4 separate regions of the Homo sapiens genome follow, and regions 2, 3 and 4 are each linked to region 1. The links are chromatin loops, found by intact Hi-C in ENCODE. Cell type or tissue: heart left ventricle. All regions are shown on one strand. Region 1 overlaps GFOD2 (Gfo/Idh/MocA-like oxidoreductase domain containing 2). Region 2 overlaps DUS2 (dihydrouridine synthase 2). Region 3 overlaps PSKH1 (protein serine kinase H1). Region 4 overlaps TSNAXIP1 (translin associated factor X interacting protein 1).

Region 1 (5,000 bases):
GGGGACCTACATTGTGGACCTGCTGACCCACCTGACCGGCCGGAGAGCCGAGAAGGTGCACGGGCTGCTCAAGACATTCGTGAGGCAGAACGCTGCCATCCGTGGCATCCGGCACGTCACTAGCGATGACTTCTGTTTCTTCCAGATGCTCATGGGTGGGGGTGTGTGTAGCACAGTGACACTCAACTTCAACATGCCAGGCGCCTTTGTGCATGAAGTCATGGTGGTAGGCTCTGCAGGACGCCTCGTCGCCCGGGGAGCCGACCTCTATGGGCAGAAGAACTCTGCCACGCAAGAGGAGCTGCTCTTGAGGGACTCGCTGGCAGTGGGCGCAGGACTGCCTGAGCAGGGGCCCCAGGATGTCCCGCTGCTGTACCTGAAGGGCATGGTCTACATGGTGCAGGCCTTGCGCCAGTCCTTCCAGGGGCAGGGCGACCGCCGCACCTGGGACCGCACCCCTGTCTCCATGGCCGCCTCCTTCGAGGATGGGCTGTACATGCAGAGCGTGGTGGATGCCATCAAGAGGTCGAGCCGATCCGGGGAGTGGGAGGCTGTGGAGGTGCTGACGGAGGAGCCCGACACCAACCAGAACCTGTGTGAGGCACTTCAGCGGAACAACCTATGAGCCTGCACCTGGGCTCCTTGCCACAGGGCAGAGGGACCAGGGAGGGGAACAGGAGCCAGACATGACAGGGACTTGGCCCTAGCAGAGACAGTGTCTTTCATTTAATGAGTCTGGGTGAAGCCAGAGGTGGCTCTGGGACTTCGCCCCCTCCAGTGGCTCATCTGCTCCTCAGACTTGCAGGGTGGCAAATGTTCCTGTTGCCAGGTTACCACGGTGTGCACAGGGCAGAGCTGCCGCCAGGCCTCCTCATGGTGATGCCAGTGAGTCGGACCAGGAAAGGCTCACCCTGGGGAGCCCTTCAGCCTGATCCGCAGTCCTAACAGGGTGAGAAAGCACAAGAGGGGCCAGCTCGGCTGAGGCCTGAGGAGAAATGATGAGAAGTTTTGTTTCGTTCTTGGGCTGGGGCATCTCAGGAACAGTGAGGGCAACAAGCTGTCCCTCAGGGACCCTCACCTGCCCTCCCATGTGACCAGGCCCTTCCCAGGTGGGGACTGGGGCTTGCTTTATTAAGTGAGCTCTTGGGCTTTTGAAGTAGGACAGAGGGCCCTGGTTTGGCAGAGAGGAGGCAAGGGAGGGCTTTAGAACATCTGAGAAATGTTAATAAATAATTCAGAAAATAGGACATGGCATGTGGTTTTTGTTTGGTAGGTTGGGTTTCTTTAATACTGAAAGGCTTGTTTCTGGCTGGTAGGGGGTTTTTCTCTACTCATTGCTCCACAGCAGCTCGGAGCCAGCGTGGGTCATCACCGCCAACTGTGCCACACGGGCCGCTGCCCCTGCCAGCCCTCGTCTCCTGCCTGTTCCCTCATAGCCAAATCCCAGGAGCCTCAGAAGAAAAGATTTCCTCAGAGAACAGGACTCAGGACTTCCTAATGGGCTGCTGCTGGGCCTGCCGTCTCAGCAGATAGCGGGAGAGTTTGGGGCCTCACTGGGGTGGAGGTTAGGAGGGGTTCTGTTCTTAATGTCACGGTGTTGGCTGCCAGAGTGCTCTTGAGGTGGCGGGGAGGAGTGGTTTCAGGGAGGTGGCACAGGGTGAGGAGGAGGAGGAAGAGCTCCAGGCGTGCCCCATGGAGCAGCTGTGGCTGGACCCGAGGGCCAATCACCCACCATGCTCTTGACTGTGCTCTGCACAGGGCCAGCCTTCTACCCAGCTCTGCCAGAGGCGGCGGGGGGTGGGGGCGGGGGGGCACGGTGTTGAGAAAAGACATGCGTTCCCCTTTGCTTGTTTGACCAGCCTGCCAGGATCGTTCAGCCTGGACCAAGTTCTGTTCCCTTCTCTAACCTTCCGCCCTCTTCCCTGCCCTGGGCTCCTTGCCAGAAAAGCCCAGGGAGGGCTTCCTCTTCCTCTTGGCACCGCTTCTAGACGTCACCAGGCTTGTTTTCCTGTAATTTCCTGGATTCAGATGTCCTTGTGAGAGGGAATAACAAGGGATAGGGTTGGAGTGTGCCTACTGCATGCTGACCCTCAGGGCAAACGTGTATGTTATTATTTCCCTTAACCTCCAAACCACTCTCTGACGGTAAATATTCTCATCATTCAGATCATAAAATGGAGGCACAGAGGGCAAAGCTACTTGCCTCCTGTAGATTGTACATGATGGAGCCAGGAGCCTGGTCAGGACCATCTAACCACAGAGCCTGACCTTGAACCACGCTTCCTCCCAGCATTTGGGAATCTTCAGACCTGAGGGCCCGGCATTGCCCCTCCCTGTGGCAGGAGCCTCGGCCTGGCCTGAACTAGGAGGTGAAATGCAGATAGCACCCACCACCAGGCAGGACACCGAAGGTTAAAGGGGAGGCTGCCCCCTTGTCCCTGGGACAGTTAGCTCAGCTCAGTCCTCCCATGTGTTGCTAGGATGTCGAGGTCACTCTGAAATGTGGGAATTGACCAGGAAAGCACAAGCCTGACTTAGATGCTCCCACATAAGAAAGGGCCATGTGGCCAACCCAGAATGGCACTCGGGTTCCCAGAATGTGCTGGGGGGAGGGTACTGCAGTGGGCTGAATGCAGAGCTGCTTTAATGAGGACCCCGGTTCCTCTGAGGGAATCCCCAGAGCCTAGATTCACGGCCAGAGTGGTGCATGGCCCCTTCCCTCAGACGTCTTTACCATCGAGTTATCCTGGGCATCAGAGCTGGTCAGTCCCACACTGGGGATGGGGAAGACAGATGTGCCCAGATGCCTGTGGCCAAGGGAGCCCACAGGGTTCTGGTCTCCATGGGTGACTGAACCCACACTGGTTCTAGACTTGTCCGGCAGCACCCCCTCCTGGAAGAAGGCAGTAGCATCTCCCAGGACCTGTTTCCAAATCTCAGGATGTTACCAGCTCTTCCTCAGGTCAAAATAAAGTTTTTCCAGGACAGTAAAAATGCAGTTAGCTTGGCTCGTCAGATACAGCAACCAGAAGAGAACTTCCCAAATACCTGTCGCTTATTCTTCAACCTCCAGCCAAATCCAGGACTGTTTTCACCTAGACGATGGCAGCCACTTCCTTTCCTGTTCTGCCCATCACCCTGCTGGCCAAGCAGCCTCTCCTGAATGTCACGCCAAGATCCCTCCCTATCCACACCCTTCCTCCTCACCCCCGGACTTGACCAACCTGGTTTCCATATGGCCATGCCCTCCTCTCCAGCCACACTAAGAGCCCTCCTGCAGAGGTGGCAGCTTCCATACTAGCAGGGCTTTGTCCCTGGCATGTCCTCTGCCTGGAAGGCACCACCTCTCTCTCTCAGGAGTCAGCTGGAGGACTGCCCGGTCACCACTTCTGACTTCAGCAAAGTAGCCACCTCCCAACCTGTGGTTCCACAGCCTTGGTCCTCAGTTGAGCTGAGGTTGCATGTCCCTCCATCCCTCCCTCCCTCCCTCTCTCCCTCTCCTTTTCTTTTCTTTTTTCTTTTCTTGTCTTCTTTCTTTCTTTTCCTTTTTTTCTCTCTTTTTTCTCTTTCCCTCCCTCCCTCCCTCCCTTCCTTCCCTCCCTCCTTTCTTTATTTATTTCTTTTCTTGACAGAGTCTCACTCTGTCACCCAGGCCGGAGTGCAGTGTCGTCACCTTGGTTCACAGCCACCTCCACCTCCCCGGTTCAAGCAATTCTCTTGCCTCAGCCTCCCAAGTAGCTGGGACTGCAGGCGCCCACCACCACACCTGGCTAATTTTGTTTGTTTGTTTCTTTTTGAGATGGAGTTTTGCTCTCGTTGCCTAGGCTGGAATGGAGTGGCGCAATCTCAGCTCACTGCAACCTCCACCTCCCTGGTTCAAGCAATTCCCCTGCCTCAGCCTCCCAGGTAGCTGGGATTACAGGCACATGCCACCAGTGCCCAGCTAATTTTTTTGTATTTTTAGTAGAGATAGGGTTTCACCATGTTGGCCAGGCTGGCTGGTTTCGAACTCCTGACCTCGTGATCCACCCACCTCGGCCTCCCAAAGTGCTGGGATTATAGGCATGAGCCACCGCCCCCAGCCTAATTTTTGTATTTTTAGTAGAGGCGGGGTTTCACCACATAGTCCAGGCTGGTCTTGAACTTCTGGCCTAAGTGATCCGTGCCCCCCTCAGCCTCCCAAGGTGCTAGGATTACAGGCATGAACCACTGCACCTGGCCACTTGTTTTGAATATATAATTTCAACTTTTATTTTACATTCGGGGGGTACATGTGCAAGTTTGTTACATGGGTATACTGTGTGACGCTGAGGTTTGGGGGACGATTGGTCTCATCACCCAGGTAGTGAACATAGTAAATAGGTTTTTTCAACAATCACCCCACCCCCTCTCTGCCCCCTCTCATAGTCTCATGTTTGTGTTTCCCATGTTTGTGTCCATGTGTACCCAATGTGTAGCTCCCACTTGTGAGAACGTGTGCTATTTGCTTTCCTGTTCCTGTGTTAATTTCTTAGGATAATGGTCTCAGCCGTTTCCATGTTGCTGCAAAGGACGCGATTTCATTCTTTTTTTTATGGCTGCATCATTTTTACTTCTTGAGACAGGGAAAAATGTTGCCCAGGCTGGTCTTGAACTCCCGGGCTCAAGCGATCCTCCTGCTTCAGCCTCCCAAATATCTGGGACTACAGACACAGACCACCACGCCCAGCTACACGTCTCCCTAAATAATGTAGCATTTCCTCTTTACAGCGAGCTTCTAGGAGCAGTAGGGACTTGGTCCTTTCTGCAGCTCCTACTACCCACCCTGCTTAGACAAGTCCATTGGGTAATAGGCCTCAGGAATTGCAGACTAGTTCTCCCACGATTTCTAATTCCTGCCTCACCTGTGAGAAGACAGGACCAGCTCTTCCTTATCAGTGCTGGCCTCGTTCACGCTTCCAGCCCTGGAGACCGCACAAAGATACAGAGGCCTTCTTGGGTCCGGCCTTAGCCAGAGAGCC
Region 2 (5,000 bases), 390 kb before region 1:
GGCAGAGCCTTTAAAAGAATAGGTTGGGTATGGTGGCTCAAGCCTGTAATCCCAGCACTTTGAGGGGCTGAGGCAGGAGGATCACTTAAGCCCAGGAGTTTGAGACCAGCCTGGGCAACATAAGGAGATCCCGTCACTACAAAAAAATAAAAAATTAGCCAGGTGTGGTGGCATGTGCCTGTAGTTTCAGCTACTCAGGAGGCTGAGGCAGGAGGATTACTTGAGCCCAGGAGTTTGAGGCTGCAGTGAGCTATGATTGTGCCACTTCACTCCAGCCTGGGTAACAGAGCAAGACTGTCTCAAAAAACAACAACAACAATGAAAAACACATAAACAAAGCAGTCTGTCTGGGATTATTCAAGGGAGAAGTCATTGCTCAATATAATAGAAAGAAAATGAGGCTGGGCCTGGTGGCTCATGCCTGTAATCCCAGTACTTTGGGAGGCCAAGGTGGGCAGATCACCTGAGATCAGGAGTTTGAAACCAGCCTGGCCAACGTGGTGAAACCCTGTCTCTACTAAAAATATAAAAATTAGCTGGGCATGGTGGAGCGCACCTGTAATCTCAGCTACTCGGGAGGCTGAGGCAGGAGAATCACTTGAACCCGGGAGATGGAGATTGCAGTGAGCCAAGACTGCGCTACTGCACTCCAGCCTGGGTGACAGAATGACAAAGAGGAGGAGAGGAGAGGAGGGGAGAGGAGAGGGGAGGGGGGAGGGGAGGAGATGGGAAGGGAGAGGGGAGGAGATGGGAGGGGAGAGGGGAGGAGATGGGAGGGGAGAGGGGAGGAGATGGGAGGGGAGGGGGGAGAGGGGAGGAGATGGGAGAGGGAGGGGAGAAGGGAGGGGGAGGGGAGGGGAGGAAGGAAAGAAGGAAGGAAGGAGGGAAGGAAGGAGGGAGGGAGGGAAGGAAGGAAGGGAGGGAGGGAGGGAAGGAAGGAAGGGAGGGAGGGAGGGAGGGAAGGAAATAAATGAGATTTTTCTCATGAGGGTCAGAATTCCACCACGTACTGGCTGCATGGTATGATTTTGAGCAAATTACTCAATCTCTAGCATTTACACATCCTGATAGTAGAGGTGTTTCTCCTTTCTTAGTCTCTCTGTGTCTCTAAACCTCAGTACCTACCCTCAATAGGCACTCCATGAATGAAAGAAAGGCAAATGCAAAAGCCCATTCAGGGTCTGCCTGCCCTCCAGACTCATAAGATATCAAAGAGCTAGGCAGAGGTAGGCTGAATATGTAGAAGAGAAATTGGCTGTCACTTGGGGTGACAGATCAATTAAGGAAGGATCACTAAGATGGGTTAGGACCTCCCTGCCAGTCACTAGAAAGGTGACCACTCACCTCCCATGAACTGCGATGGCAGCAATGCCAGTCCTCTCTATCCGCTTCACAAGGCTCAGGGTATCTTCTAGCTGAGGAGGAGGACCACACAGGATGGTTACTGAAGCTCCAGAAGGAGCAGCTGCTGCCTCCTAAAGTAGGCTCAGCTCTACTCTCTCCTCCAAGCCTAATTTAGCACCTCAAGAATCGTTCACAAACCTAAATCCAACATCACCAGAGAGAATGGACCTTCATATGTAACACACCATCCTTACCGATGGCAGGATGCGAATCTTGCAGGTCACAGGTCTGCGTGTCCCTTTAACAAGAGTGCTGAGGATCTGCAGAAAGGAAAACACAAGAGCACCTATGTCTTCTGGAACAAACCATCACTCTGCCTGTACTAATTAACTCCGCTACAGGCTGTGCATTCCGGTGGCATGAACAGTTTGCATATGTGTGAATGCATGTGTGTGTCTGTTACACACATACACACATAAGCTCCATGAGGCAAGGGACCTGCCTTTGTTCTATACTGGAGCCCCAGCACCTGCCTGGCACCTAGTGGTATACACATATTTGTCAAATATACTGAATGAGTGAGTGAATGGGTACGCGTGTACACCTGTGTGCAGCTCACTGAGCCTTTGCCAGGACAAATACCAGAATTATCTGGAGAACTGAAGAAATACACACTCTTGAATTCCACACTATTATTTCCTGAGTCAGTCTCTAGGGGAAGGGCTTAGGAATGTGTGTTTTCAAAAGGCTCTGCCCAACACACTCCAGCCCGTCCTCAGAATCATTCTGAGGCCTAGCCTTGGTTAAGAACACACGGCTAAAAAAAAAAAAAAAGTAAGAAAAAAAGAACACATAGCTAACTGGGTGTGGTGGTTTATGCCTGTAATCCCAACACTTTGAGAGGCTGAGGTGGGAAGATTGCTTGAAGCCAGGAGTTTGAGACCAGCCTGGGCAACACAGCAAGACCCTGTTTCCTTTTTGTTTGTTTGTTTGTTTGTTTTGTTTTGAGACAGGGTCTGGCTCTGTTTCCCAGGCTAGAGTGCAGTGGCACAATCTTGGCTCACTGTAACCTCTGCCTCCCTAGCTCAAGCCATCCTCCCACTTCAGCCTCCAGAGTAGCTGGGACCACCATGTTGGCCAGGCTGGTCTCGAACTCCTGAGCTCAAGCAATCCACCTGTTTTATCCTCCCAAAGTCCTGGGATGACAGGCTTGAGCCACTGCACCTAGCCCATCCCTGTTTCTATTAAAAAAAAAAAAAGCGGGGGGGCAGACAGCTTCTTTCCTGGGTGAAGGGAATGTTCCCTAAGTGTTGTTCCAGGACTTACAGGGTGAGGGAACAGGAAGGCTCTTAAGGGGGGCCTGCATTCCTCTTTAGGGCAGTCAGACATACATGAGTGAAACTGGCAAAGGAAAAGACAACATACTCATAAGATAAGCACATATTTAAAAGTGCTTATCACATAGCAATTGCAAAAGATTTCAAAGAAAGATCAAGAAGTCACGCAGGAAAGTGACAGGGAGGTAGCAAGACCAGACCACACAAGAATCAGAGATAGAGAGGTGTAGATGACACTGCATGTCTGTGTCATTGCTATCTTCTTCCCTCATCAGAAATTTCAGGCCAGGCAAGCTGGAGGAAAGATGATCCCAAGAACCCTCTTCCAAGAACTGGATCTCTGCCTAGCAGAGCAGGGGGATATCTAGGTGGCTGCTGCCAGTCTTGATTCTAGACAGGCGGGGGCAGCAGAGAGCCAGGTTGCAAAAACCAGTAGTGGAGGCCTATCAGGGACAGGATGAAGCAGGCCATTCCAGAAGACATCAGATCAAGAGGCTGGACTGACAGACAGTTCATGAGCAAGACAGGACCTGCTGGCCCAAATGCCAGGGACTGGCAGGAAGGAACAGTCTCTAGGTGCTGCTCCAGGAGGCAGACTTGGCCTGAGGTCTTAGGGTCACCCTGGCAGGCCTTAAAGAGGCACTTACATTTTAAGGGCGGGACTGACAGGTTCATCAAGAAATACAATAAAAATTCTCATTCTAGTCCCATCCTTCATGCTCAGAGCAACATCTCTAAAAGGTTCCATTACAAGTGCTCACTTAGAATCCTCTGACATTTGGTGATTTAAGCAACACCAGCTGGTCTGATCCAATTCTCTGTCTTGTAGAACTTCCTTTTGCTATTTTATCCAAGTAGCTCTCAGTACTTTCTTCAGTATTTCTGTGTGTTTCATGTGTGTGTTAAGGACTAGGAAGGAAATTAGGTAACCAAAAACCCTAGGCACTTGCAAGGGTCACACTGAGGGGAAATGGCAACTAGAGATTGTCTTCTGGCCAGGCTCTAGCATGACACTCTCCTGGACACCAACTCTCCAGATCCAAGTCTTTGGGGAGAAAGAATGAGAGACAAGTCCATATTTGAGCAGAGGAACAGCACATCTACCTACAAGCAGGCTTGCCTCAATAGACCCACTGGCCAACTGAAGAAAAGCAGTCTCCTTCACTCCCCTGGTTTCTGGGAGGCAGCAGATGAGGATAGGAAAGCATAGGCCTGGAAAGCACTGAGACCTGAGTTCATGTCCTGGCCCTGCCAATTGTCAGCCATGGCCCAAGTACAGTGTACACAAGGGGGATGCCCTGCGCACACCTGTAATCCCAGCACTTTTGGAGGCCAGATCACCTGAGGTTAGGTGTTCAAGGCCAGCCTGAACAACATGGTGAAACCCCGTACCTACTAAAAATACAAAAATTAGCCGGGTGTTGTGGTGCATGCCTGTAATCTCAGCTATTCAGAGGCTGAGGCAGGAGAATCACTTGAACCCAGGAGGTGGATGTTGCAGTGAGCTGAGATCGCACCACTGCACTCCAGCCTGGGCAGCAGAGCAAGACTCCCTCTCAAAATAAATAAATAAATATTTAAAAAAATAAAATAAAACTGAGGTTCTTAATCCAGGGAGCATATATCAGAGTTACCTGGTAGAAGCTTTCTCAAAGAGATTGATATCCCACTCTCCACCCCTACTCACCCCAAGGGTCTGCAGAATTCTCAACAGATAGCATCCTTTATTTCTAACTGGGGTAAAATATATATAACATGAAATTTGCCATCTTAAACATTTTTAAGTGTATAATTCAGTGGCATTAATTACATTCACAATGTTGTACAACCACCAATGTTATGTATTTCCAAAGTTTTTCATAACCCCAAACAAGAATCTTGAGAAAATTTCTAGAGGTGGTCTTGAGATACTCCCACAGATGGAACCACGGGCCTAAAACGCCAAGCCTGGAAGGACCCGCAAAGCTCTCACCCAGGTCACCCAGCTTGCCAACACAGTCTGGACCCGAATTGAATCCAGCCCCTACACCTAAGCCACATCTGGCTTTGTTGTGGAAGCCTGCAACCTCCCTACCATGGGGCAAACCCCATCTATCAGTCCAACCTGGCCCATCTGAGTACCCAACCAGAGAAGTAGTGAAATGAACTAAGCTTCTGAGGTTGAGTGTATCTCTGCTGCCTCATGGATGAAATCTGCCTTATTCAAAGAGGGGCAGTAGAGAGGACAGAGCCAACAGCCTGGGTCTGAGAAGAGAGGAGGCTGGAGGATAACAAAAATGCCTGTGTGCTCATGTTGTGAACCACATCCTCCCTGCTGGG
Region 3 (5,000 bases), 260 kb before region 1:
CTTCTGCGGTGGTTCTCTCATCAGCCAGTCCTGGGTGGTCACTGCTGCCCACTGCAATGTCAGGTGAGTGCCTGCATTCCACCTGCCCCGCCCCTCGCCTCTTCCTGCCTCCTCCCCTGGCTGTCCCCCTCTCGCGCTGGCCTCCCTGCAGCTGCCTAATCCCACCCCCTTGCAGCCCTGGCCGCCATTTTGTTGTCCTGGGCGAGTATGACCGATCATCAAACGCAGAGCCCTTGCAGGTTCTGTCCGTCTCTCGGGTGAGTGCCTGGGCTGCAGACACGGAGGAAAAGTGGGCAGTGCAGGTGGGTGGGTGCTGGGAACGAGGAATTCAGGACATGCCCTGGCCTACCCTGCTCAGCACCCATCAGAACATGGACTGTTTCTGACCCCACAGGCCATTACACACCCTAGCTGGAACTCTACCACCATGAACAATGACGTGACGCTGCTGAAGCTCGCCTCGCCAGCCCAGTACACAACACGCATCTCGCCAGTTTGCCTGGCATCCTCAAACGAGGCTCTGACTGAAGGCCTCACGTGTGTCACCACCGGCTGGGGTCGCCTCAGTGGCGTGGGTAGGGACTCAGGCCAAAGCTCAGGGTGGGAGGACTGGGGTGGGGACCAGTGTTCTGGGCCCCATGTGACCACCCCTCCTGGCCCACAGGCAATGTGACACCAGCACATCTGCAGCAGGTGGCTTTGCCCCTGGTCACTGTGAATCAGTGCCGGCAGTACTGGGGCTCAAGTATCACTGACTCCATGATCTGTGCAGGTGGCGCAGGTGCCTCCTCGTGCCAGGTAAGCCCCAGCACCCGCTCCTCTGCGCTGTCCTGTGGTATACCTCCCCAACCCCCCCTACTCAATTCTCCCTCCCTCTTCCCTCTCAGGGTGACTCCGGAGGCCCTCTTGTCTGCCAGAAGGGAAACACATGGGTGCTTATTGGTATTGTCTCCTGGGGCACCAAAAACTGCAATGTGCGCGCACCTGCTGTGTATACTCGAGTTAGCAAGTTCAGCACCTGGATCAACCAGGTCATAGCCTACAACTGAGCTCACCACAGGCCCTCCCCAGCTCAACCCATTAAAGACCCAGGCCCTGTCCCATCATGCATTCATGTCTGTCTTCCTGGCTCAGGAGAAAGAAGAGGCTGTTGAGGGTCCGACTCCCTACTTGGACTTCTGGCACAGAAGGGGCTGAGTGACTCCTTGAGTAGCAGTGGCTCTTCCTAGAGTAGCCATGCCGAGGCCGGGGCCCCCACCCCTCCTCCAGGGCAACCCCTTGGTCCTACAGCAAGAAGCCAGAACTGTTGGAATGAATGGCAGCCCTCCCTGGAGAGGCAGCCTGTTTACTGAATACAGAGGATACGTTTACAAACTGAATACGCATAATAAATAACTGCACATTCTCCATCCACAGGCCATGGCATGAAGGCCCAAGTGGGTCTATCAAAGGCCCACATCTCCAAACCCCCTGTCCTGCCCTCAGGACCAGGCCCACCCTGGGCAAGAGAGAACGTAAGCCCCAGGGCTTCAGGTCCCCAGAGACACTTGGGGAACTGGGGGGAAATTCTGAGGCCATGGGGCTTGGTTCTCCACTGCCTCCTGCCCAGGGGGCATTGGGGACGGTAGGAGGATGTGTCTAAGGCATAGTCGACTTGGCACAGAGTGGTCTCTTTAGTTTTGTTTCCCACTGGAGGTGGCACATGCAGGAAAAGGGCCTGGCCCAGGCTGCCGACCGGCAGAAGCTGAGTGGGAACCAAACCCTCCTGCAATGGCAGGGGCCCTGCCGTCAAGCTAAGGCCAAAGCTGGGCCCTGGCCCCATTCTACCCACTGAAGGCAGCTGTGGAGGAAGGGGCTTGGGTTCCAGCCTGGTTTGTGGTAGGGGGAGATACCACAAAAGAAATGGGGATGGTTCTGGCTCAGGCCTCTGGGAAAGCAGCCACCCAACCCCACCCACCTCCCGCAGGGGCTCCTTCCAGCTTGAGGCTCAGTGGGACCCAGACTGGAAGGTTAATGCTGTGAAGGGAAGCAGCACAGGGTGGACGGGGCAAGGCCAGCTGTGAGAAGGCAGTGCCCCTGGCACCCTGGTTTCAGAGGCAGGTCACACAGTATGGCTAAGTTCCAGGGAGGGGTGCGCAGAAGCTCAGCAGAAGGGGAGAGGTGAGCAGCCCGGGACCCTCCCCCAGGGCGGCAACTCCTACCTTCCCATGTCCTCATGGAGGACTACAGGTGTGCACCATGGGTGGGTGTGCACGATGGGCAGGTGTGCACGATGGGCGTGCAGTGATCACTCCCAGGCTGCCAACACCCATGCAGACACCAGATGGCGCCTTCGTGCAGCTGCAGAGGAGGGAGCAACAGAGCCTGAAGGGAAAAGGCAATGGGGCTGCACCAAAGGATAGAACCCAGGCTGACACTCGACCCTAATCGGGAGGACCCCCTTCCCTCTGCCTTGGCCCCCAGGTGCCCCATTCCCCAGGTAGCAGCAGTGGGGCTCCCTTTAACCACCCCCAGTTGGGAAGGAGGCACCTGGGGAATGGAATGGACATCCAACGGGGAGAGGGAGGTAGCGGTGGGCTCTACAAAGAAGGCACCAAGGGCGGTGGGCTGAGACCCCTCAGAATCTGGAGAGGCTGGAGCCTGGGCAAGCCGATGACCAGCATGGCCACACAGTCCAGAAGGGTGAAGGTCCACGCCATGGCCCTCCACCAGAGGTCCTGGGACCAGGAAGGCTCCCTGGAGGCACCATGAAGGAAGACAGATCTTGGCTGGGAGGTGGAGGGCTGTTTCGACCTAGCCAGGGGCTACGGGTCCAGTCAAGGCACAAGCTTTGTGCCTACCAGGGTCTCCCACTGGAGCATAATCTTAAGGATCAGGATGCATGGGAATGTGTGAAACCAGGGAGAAGGGCTCTGTGGAGGAAAGGGGGTCCCAGAAGTAACTGTCCCAAAGGGTCCTGAGGCCACAGGACACTCCACCCAGCACTGCAGTTCCCTTTGATTGGGGAAAAGTCAAAGGGCAAGGGAGACAGTGAAGGCCAGGTCCTATCCCTTCCCAACTCCACCAGAGCAGCTGCCCACCAAGAGGGGTATCAGTGCCAGGCCAGGCTCCCAGTTCAGGGGGAGTCACAGCCCCCTGTGCTACCTCTACTCTGTCACACCTGGCCCAGGCCCATGGTGAGGACAGGGGCTGCTGAAGGCACAGAGAAAGGGCTGGAGCCAGACATTCTTCACCTACTGTGGGCCACATAGGCCTATCTCCAGAGAGGGCATCGGACCCAGATGGCACCACAGTGTGTGGCCAGGCTGGGTCGTGCTGCATGTGTGCACAGCCAGGCGGCTCAGCCATTGTATTGCTGCTGGTAGCGCAGGTTGAGCTCCCGCAGCTCCCGTTCCCGCACACGGCGTGACTTATTGGAGCGTGTGGAGCGGCTGGAACGCGTGGACTGGGCAGATTTGGTGCTCTGGCAGCGCGAGGAGGCACGTTTAAGGAGGTTCTGGGATATGGAGCGGTGCAGGTTCTTCATGGATGAAGAGGCAGCCATGCTCACCACCCACGGGTGCCTCAGGGCCTGCAGTGCAGTCATACGGGCTCCAGGGTCCACTGTCAGCAGGCGGTCAATGAAGTCCTTGGCCAGGTTGGACACACTAGGCCAGGGCTAGAGACCAAGGACAAGCATTAGAGTGAGAGCATCTGACACTGCCCACCCCATCTGGATGAGGCCACTACTCAGCAACCCTCCCCTTTCCAGAGAGAGGTGCTGCCCCTCCTCTCATGTAGCACTTGGGGCCTCCCCGCCCAACGCTGGCTCAGGCTGAACAAGGGCTGCTCTCCAGGTGATGGAGTCTGGCAAGGAAGGAAAGGACCTGTGCACTCTCCCAGGGAGCAAATTCTATGGTGCACTGGACCCAAAGCCTGGCTCAGGGAGATGGCCTCTGCCAAGACCCCCCCGAACTTGTCCCAGGAGTATCATAACTCAGGGGACTGTTAGAGAATGATTCAAACTTTCCCACCACATCCTAAGTCAGATTGAAGCTCCAATCTCTGGATGACCAGGATCAGGCTACTTAAAGGGGAACTTCCTAGTCCTTACAGAGAAGATCCAACCTCTCTCCAACTGCCGAAGCAGTGGCAGAAGACCACTGCTCCCTGCCTCTGCCTCCCGGCATGGGGAGGAAAGGAAACAATTCAAGGCAACTAGATTTCCCAGTCGGCTGAGGGCAGGCGATCCCGGGACCAGGAAGGAACCAGGACCCTTCTCAGTGGCACCCTCTGGCCCGCATTACTTCTCTAAGCCACAAAGGGCTCCTGGCAGTGCTGTGCGCCAGCCTCATTTTAGTACATTCTGTCCCCTGGGAGGAACTCCATAAAGCCCACTCTGCCACATGCACCCCGGGCTGCCTCATCTCAGCCCCGAACCCAGCAGCTGTCTGTCTCAGGGCCTCAGGTTGTACGGCTGTCTTCACCTGACTGGATCCTCAGGTTCTCAGGGTAAAGGACACTTGCTCAGACTCCCTCTTAGCCCCCAGTGCTTCCAGCAATTATTCCAGCTGTAACGTGAGACTGCAATTTCATGTTCGTTTAGTATTCCCATGAGATCATGCTGAGCTGGATGAGCCCGTGCCTGGTGCTGCGCATACAGGAAGCACTCAGTAGGCACAGGCTCAGACAGTAAACAACCCACGGTGCTGCCGGATGGGTGCCCTTTCCTGGAGCTGCTTCCAGGCCTTGGGGCTCAGCCAGGTGAGTCCTTGCGTCCCTGCATCTCCTAGGAACACTTCTGGCACGGGCTCTGAGGCTCCCCCAAGGATAGGCAGCTAGGACCTTTCCTGAGCCTGCTGCAGATGACTCAACAGGGATGCTAACGATCCCCTCACTTTCCTTCCTGCCAGGTGAGGTCTGCCTGTTCCACCCATGGTACCCTTCACCACCCATGGTACCCTTCACCTTGAGGAACCCCTGAACATGCCCTCCAGGGGGTTCAGGAGGATCTGAGAGAC
Region 4 (5,000 bases), 150 kb before region 1:
GATGGAGTTGAAGAGGCAGAGAAAAAGATGGAAGAAGAAGGTGTGAGTGTGAGTGAAATGGAGGCAACAGGAGCACAAGGACCCAGCAGGGTAGAAGAGGCTGAGGGACACACAGAGGTGACAGAAGCAGAGGGATCCCAGGGGACTGCTGAGGCTGACGGGCCAGGAGCATCTTCAGGGGATGAGGATGCCTCTGGCAGGGCAGGTAAGAGGCCCAGTGCAGGGAGTGACTGGTGACAGCTGTGTTCAGGCCCTAGCACACAGAAAGGCCTTGTCTGGGTTGTGTTTCCGGGCACTGGTGGTGGTAGGGGGTCAGGGAGACACTGAGGGGCACCTGCTTGGCTGGAGCTAGGTGGGGCCCACCAGAAACAGGACAGAAATACTGTGGCTGTGCTGGCCTGGGTGAGATGGTCAGGCCTGGAATCCCTGTGACCCCACCCTTCTTCTTTGTAGCAAGTCCAGAGTCGGCCTCCAGCACCCCTGAGTCTCTCCAGGCCAGGCGACATCATCAGTTTCTTGAGCCAGCCCCAGCGCCTGGTGCTGCAGTGTAAGATCCCACAACCCCATTCCTCATGGGCCTCTTGGGAAGGGAGCATTGGGTATGCTGTGTACATAGGGTCCTCCCCCTTCCTACGGGTATGCAGATGATTACCCAGCAGGGCAGCTTCAGCTGGGCTGGGGAGAGCTCACCAAGAGCACCCCTGCCATCCTGGTGCCTGCCTCCACGGCTTAGAGGAGCCTGGGTGAGGGGAAAGTATGTGGTTGGTTTGTAGTCAGAAAAGGCTTCCTGGAAGACGATTAGCAGAATCGGGAAAGGCAGCAGTAGAGTAAGGAGAGAGACTATCCATTCTAAGGCCTGGAGTCATGGACCCAAGCAGGTACCAATATAGATAATAAGTCTGAACCAGGATGTCGAGTCGACTGTGGAGGGACAGAGCCCCAGGGAAAGACTGGCCTCTATGTGGCCCCCTGACCCAACTGCCCCTCAGCAGGTGGTCAGGGCTGCTGGTCCTGGCTGGCCAAGGGCCACGTGGTCCCCAGCCTCAGCAGAAGCCAGCAAGACTTGCTCTTGAATAAGAGCCTCCTTGAGGCAAGTTCAGCCCCCTCTGTCCACTGTTGCCCTCAGCTTATCTTCAGAGCCTGCAGAGCCTCTGTTGGTCAGGCATCCCCCTAGGCCCCGGACCACCGGCCCCAGGCCCCGGCAAGATCCCCACAAGGCTGGACTGAGCCACTATGTGAAACTCTTTAGCTTCTATGCCAAGATGCCCATGGAGAGGAAGGCTCTTGAGATGGTGGAGAAGTGGTGAGTCCTGGGCACATGGGGTAGGGAGAGGAACCCCTCGGGTCATGATCAGACTGTTCAGCCTGCTCTATCCCCACCTTCTTGACAGCCTAGATAAATATTTCCAGCATCTTTGTGATGATCTGGAGGTATTTGCTGCTCATGCTGGCCGCAAGACTGTGAAGCCAGAGGACCTGGAGCTGCTGATGCGGCGGTGAGAAGGCGGAAGGTGTGGGGGTGCTGGCTGGGGGAGTTTTGGTGCTGATTCTGCCTGTCCCTTCTCTTCCTCCACTGCAGGCAGGGCCTGGTCACTGACCAAGTCTCACTGCACGTGCTAGTGGAGCGGCACCTGCCCCTGGAGTACCGGCAGCTGCTCATCCCCTGTGCATACAGTGGCAACTCTGTCTTCCCTGCCCAGTAGTGGCCAGGCTTCAACACTTTCCCTGTCCCCACCTGGGGACTCTTGCCCCCACATATTTCTCCAGGTCTCCTCCCCACCCCCCCAGCATCAATAAAGTGTCATAAACAGAATATTCTGCATTTTGGTGCATGTCCTGGGGCCAGCCAGGCAGGGACTGATTCCCCCCCACAACTCCCCAGCACAGTCTGGAGAATGGCATGGATTCAGACAAACACTTTTATATTAAAAGCTAGGGGTTAGCAGGACTGGAGTACGCAGGCTGCCCACAAGTTCCTAGCTTGCAGGCTCTGGCTCTCGAGGTCCCACACGCCTGATGTCAATCACCTGAAGCCGCTCCAGGGCAGTCTGGAGGATTTCCACCACGGCTTCTTCCTTCTCGTCACCCTCCTCTGGCATTTCCGACTCAGGGAGCTGGAAGGCCTGGCTCATGTAGGTGTTCACTGTCTGCTTGTCCAGGCTGGGGTCGATGGTCATCAGGCCCCCTCGCAGCTTGGGCAGAGTCACTTCCTCATGGCTGCCCCACAGGAAAGAGAGTGACAGGCCCTGACCCCTCCTCTCCGTGCCCCAGACTCCCAGGTGCCCTCCTCTGTGCTGGGCTGAGCAGTGGATGGTGCATGGTGCACAGGGAGACCCAGGGGCTTCAGGGGCCCAGCCTGTGGGACTCGCCTATGGATGAGGGTCACTCACAGTTCTATGCCAAGCTCCTGCTTTAGCTGCTGTAAGTACTCGTCCTTCTCATCCATGTATTGTTCCCAGAGTTTTTGCACAAAGGGCTCACTCTGGCCCTCCTCATCCTGGGAGGGGCCACAAGTCAGGGGGAGGGCACATTGGGTAGGGTCCAGCCAAGGCTAGGGCAGGGGCCAGGCCAGTCCCCGGACCCCACACACCCACCTCCATAAACAGTGAGCGGTAGTTGAGCAAGTCTGCATTGCTGCTGCTGGGATGCCAGCCCCCTGCCTCCATCAGCTCCTGGATTTGCTCTTCTGTCTTGAGAGGGAAGGTACTCTTGAGGACAGTGCTGTAGGGGAGACATGAGGGCCAACAGGGACCTGCTGAGGCCTGCTTGTGCCTCTCCCTAGTGCTCAAAAGGGAGTGAGTGCCGAGGCTGTGGCCCTTCCCACCAGGTGCCCCTTTTCCCTACAGATGCAGGAATAGTTGGGTAGGAGTTGGGGGTAGCCTGGACTGGCCTCTCACTTGAACTGCTCCATGGTTAGTAGCCCCTCGTTCTGACTGTCAGCATTTGTCATCTCCTTCAGCAGCTGGGCTACTGTCTCCTTCTGGGTGACATACACATTCTCACTCCGCTATAAGGAGAGAAGCATTATTCACCTGCTGTTCCTGGGAGTGGTGGGGGCAAAGCTGGTCTATGCTAGGGACAAAGACCCCTCTCAGTCTCCCCAAGGGGAATAGGCCCCAGCTCACCTTTCCCATCAAGACTGCATAGAACTGACTCATAACCTCGTTGGAGTGGAAGATCTTGATATTTTCAAAAATAGTATAAGCCCAGGCCATGGCATCACTGGGCCCAAAGCGATGCTCCAGGAAATTGAAGAAGAAATCTGGGAACGTCTCTTTCTGCGGGATCGAGGAAATGCTCAGTCAGAGTCTTACGGTTGGTTGGCCCTCATCCCTGTCACCTCTGGACCTGCAGAGGACTCTGGATCTGAAGACCATGCTGGGCCAGAGTGGCTGGTGAGATCTGACCTGCTCCTCAGCAAGACGTTCCTTCCAGGCATCCTTGAGGAGGTTGACCACGTCCTTCTTGCTTGGCTTCTTGTTCTCCACGAGGCCATCAAACCGAAGAAAAGCAGGGATGGCTTCCCCATAGCCCTAGGAGGGAGGATATCAGCTCATCTCTGGACCCATCTGTGGCCCCACCCCCAATCAGGGAAGATCCCCAGTTGGTTCCCCAAAAGCTTGTCTGAGCAGCAGGGCATGGCTGTTCTGACTCTGGCCCAAGCCCCACTCCTGGGGCCTCCCCTACCAGACCAGGGAAGAAGTCTTTCTCCCGCAGCAGCCCCGAACCAATCTCTTCCAGGAGCACGTCCACCAGCTGGTCGCTGTTCTTGCCCTCAGCCAGCATCTGCCAGCGCTCTGGGCCCCCAGCCACCACATCTGCATGTGGGGAGAGGGAGCTGGAGTCTGGGCCCACATGTAAGCAGGACCTGGGGCCCTGCCGGCTGCCCTCACCTTTGCACTTGGTCCAGTCAGGCCGCGGCGTGGAAGTGCGCTGGATCTCCTGCAGCTCAGAGAAGAATTGGTCCCGTTCCTTCAGCGTGCTCATGTGCAGCTGCATGAGGATCTCATGCTCCTTGCGAACCTCCTCGTAGCTGGCTCTCAGGGTGTCCAGCTGTGGGCAAGGACATTGGCCCTGGCCCCCCACCTGTGAGACCCCGTCCTACCCTCCTGGCCCTGCCTGCCTGCCAGCACCTGCTCCTGAAGATCCTTGTTGGTCTTCTCCTGCATTTCAAAGTCCCTCCTGGGGACCACATCTCCAAAGTTGGCCTTCATGTTGTTGAGTTCCATCTGCGTGCGGGTCAGGTCTTGCCGGGTCATCTTAAGAGCCAGGGTTAACTTCACAGGGTCCTCCCCCCAGATGCCTGCCAGGGGAAGGGGCCCACCAGCCCGTGTCACCGTGGCTTTCTCAGGGGTTGCCTGAAGCCCTCTGCCCTTCCTGTTTGGGGTTCCCTGGTTCTTGCCCACAGCACTACCAGCCTAGGGTTTCAGGCTAAAGTCTAGAAGCCCAGGAAACTGAGTACCAGGCCTGTCCAGCCCACTGGGAGCCTAGGCTGCCTCAGCTACCAACTGTGTTCCTACAATTCTCAGTTCAACTCAGAAGATACACAGCCCTGCGGGAGGCAGGGACATCTCCCCTCTGAATGGTTATGGAATGAGCAGGTCTTAGGAATGCTGAATGAATGGGGCTTAGGGGTGAGACCAGAGTCTTCCAGCGTCTCAGAGAAGAGAGAAACCCGATTCCCAATTCAGGCTTACCTGGCGACTGGGCTAATGACATGTCCTCCCGCTGGTACCGCAGCTCATTCAGGTCTGCGATGAGGATCTTACAGGCATCTCGCTCACTGAGGTAGTGCAGGTACTCCTCAGCCAAGTTCTTCCTCAGTTTGGTCACCTGGCAAGAAGGTGGCTGTGTGGTCAGGGGCTGCCCCTGGACCCCTGTATGCAGCTGGTCACCCCAGGGAGTGGGCTGGGTTCTGGGGGGCCCCATCAGGGACTGTGAACAGGAAAGGTGAAAGAAGAAGGAGATTGGCCATTTCTGAGAATTCGGCAAGGTGCCAA

What was found. A loop is a pair of places that touch in the nucleus more often than their neighbours do. Peaks named below come from ENCODE experiments on the same cell type or tissue, not always from the same donor. Only the 100,000 strongest peaks of a DNase experiment are listed, where the experiment ranks them.
Region 2: it touches region 1 in a loop (2.3-fold over the local background); 8 of 110 quality-filtered maps call a loop at or near these places.
Region 3: a loop joins it to region 1, with 6 times the contacts of the local background. A loop is called at or near these places in 59 of 110 quality-filtered maps.
Region 4: it touches region 1 in a loop (2.8-fold over the local background); 26 of 110 quality-filtered maps call a loop at or near these places.

The regions. Positions count from the first base shown.
Region 1 is chr16:67,670,780-67,675,779 of GRCh38, reverse strand. GFOD2 (Gfo/Idh/MocA-like oxidoreductase domain containing 2) reads left to right here. Exons shown (of 3, transcript NM_030819.4): 3 at 1-1,244. The coding sequence ends at 625. Among named protein-coding and RNA genes, the nearest start is that of C16orf86, 6.5 kb to the right of the region's middle. RefSeq lists an enhancer at 2,629-2,688. In heart left ventricle, a CTCF peak has its summit at 2,899 (motif pointing left); DNase peaks (open chromatin) are centred at 1,919 and 2,859; H3K27ac peaks cover 2,017 bases.
Region 2 is chr16:68,062,981-68,067,980 of GRCh38, reverse strand. It overlaps DUS2 (dihydrouridine synthase 2), which reads right to left. Exons shown (of 17, transcript NM_017803.5): 9 at 1,599-1,664; 10 at 1,345-1,415. Among named protein-coding and RNA genes, the nearest start is that of NFATC3, 20 kb to the left of the region's middle. In heart left ventricle, a CTCF peak has its summit at 3,078; a DNase peak (open chromatin) is centred at 3,090; H3K27ac peaks cover 1,185 bases.
Region 3 is chr16:67,925,983-67,930,982 of GRCh38, reverse strand. PSKH1 (protein serine kinase H1) reads right to left here. Exons shown (of 3, transcript NM_006742.3): 3 at 1,307-3,658. The coding sequence ends at 3,341. It overlaps CTRL (chymotrypsin like), which reads left to right. Exons shown (of 7, transcript NM_001907.3): 3 at 1-63; 4 at 176-257; 5 at 395-575; 6 at 665-798; 7 at 888-1,409. The coding sequence ends at 1,049. Among named protein-coding and RNA genes, the nearest start is that of CTRL, 3.4 kb to the left of the region's middle. RefSeq lists enhancers at 1-146, 147-664, 1,427-2,137, 3,510-4,011. In heart left ventricle, a CTCF peak has its summit at 2,304 (motif pointing right); a DNase peak (open chromatin) is centred at 2,332; H3K27ac peaks cover 692 bases.
Region 4 is chr16:67,824,970-67,829,969 of GRCh38, reverse strand. TSNAXIP1 (translin associated factor X interacting protein 1) reads right to left here. Exons shown (of 16, transcript NM_001288990.3): 7 at 4,698-4,833; 8 at 4,134-4,303; 9 at 3,894-4,053; 10 at 3,688-3,818; 11 at 3,408-3,533; 12 at 3,126-3,278; 13 at 2,898-3,007; 14 at 2,595-2,721; 15 at 2,391-2,497; 16 at 1,902-2,217. The coding sequence ends at 1,977. CENPT (centromere protein T) reads left to right here. Exons shown (of 16, transcript NM_025082.4): 12 at 1-205; 13 at 454-547; 14 at 1,127-1,303; 15 at 1,392-1,496; 16 at 1,580-1,813. The coding sequence ends at 1,703. Among named protein-coding and RNA genes, the nearest start is that of THAP11, 15 kb to the left of the region's middle. RefSeq lists an enhancer at 3,620-4,480. In heart left ventricle, no CTCF peak of the experiment used is centred here; no DNase peak of the experiment used is centred here.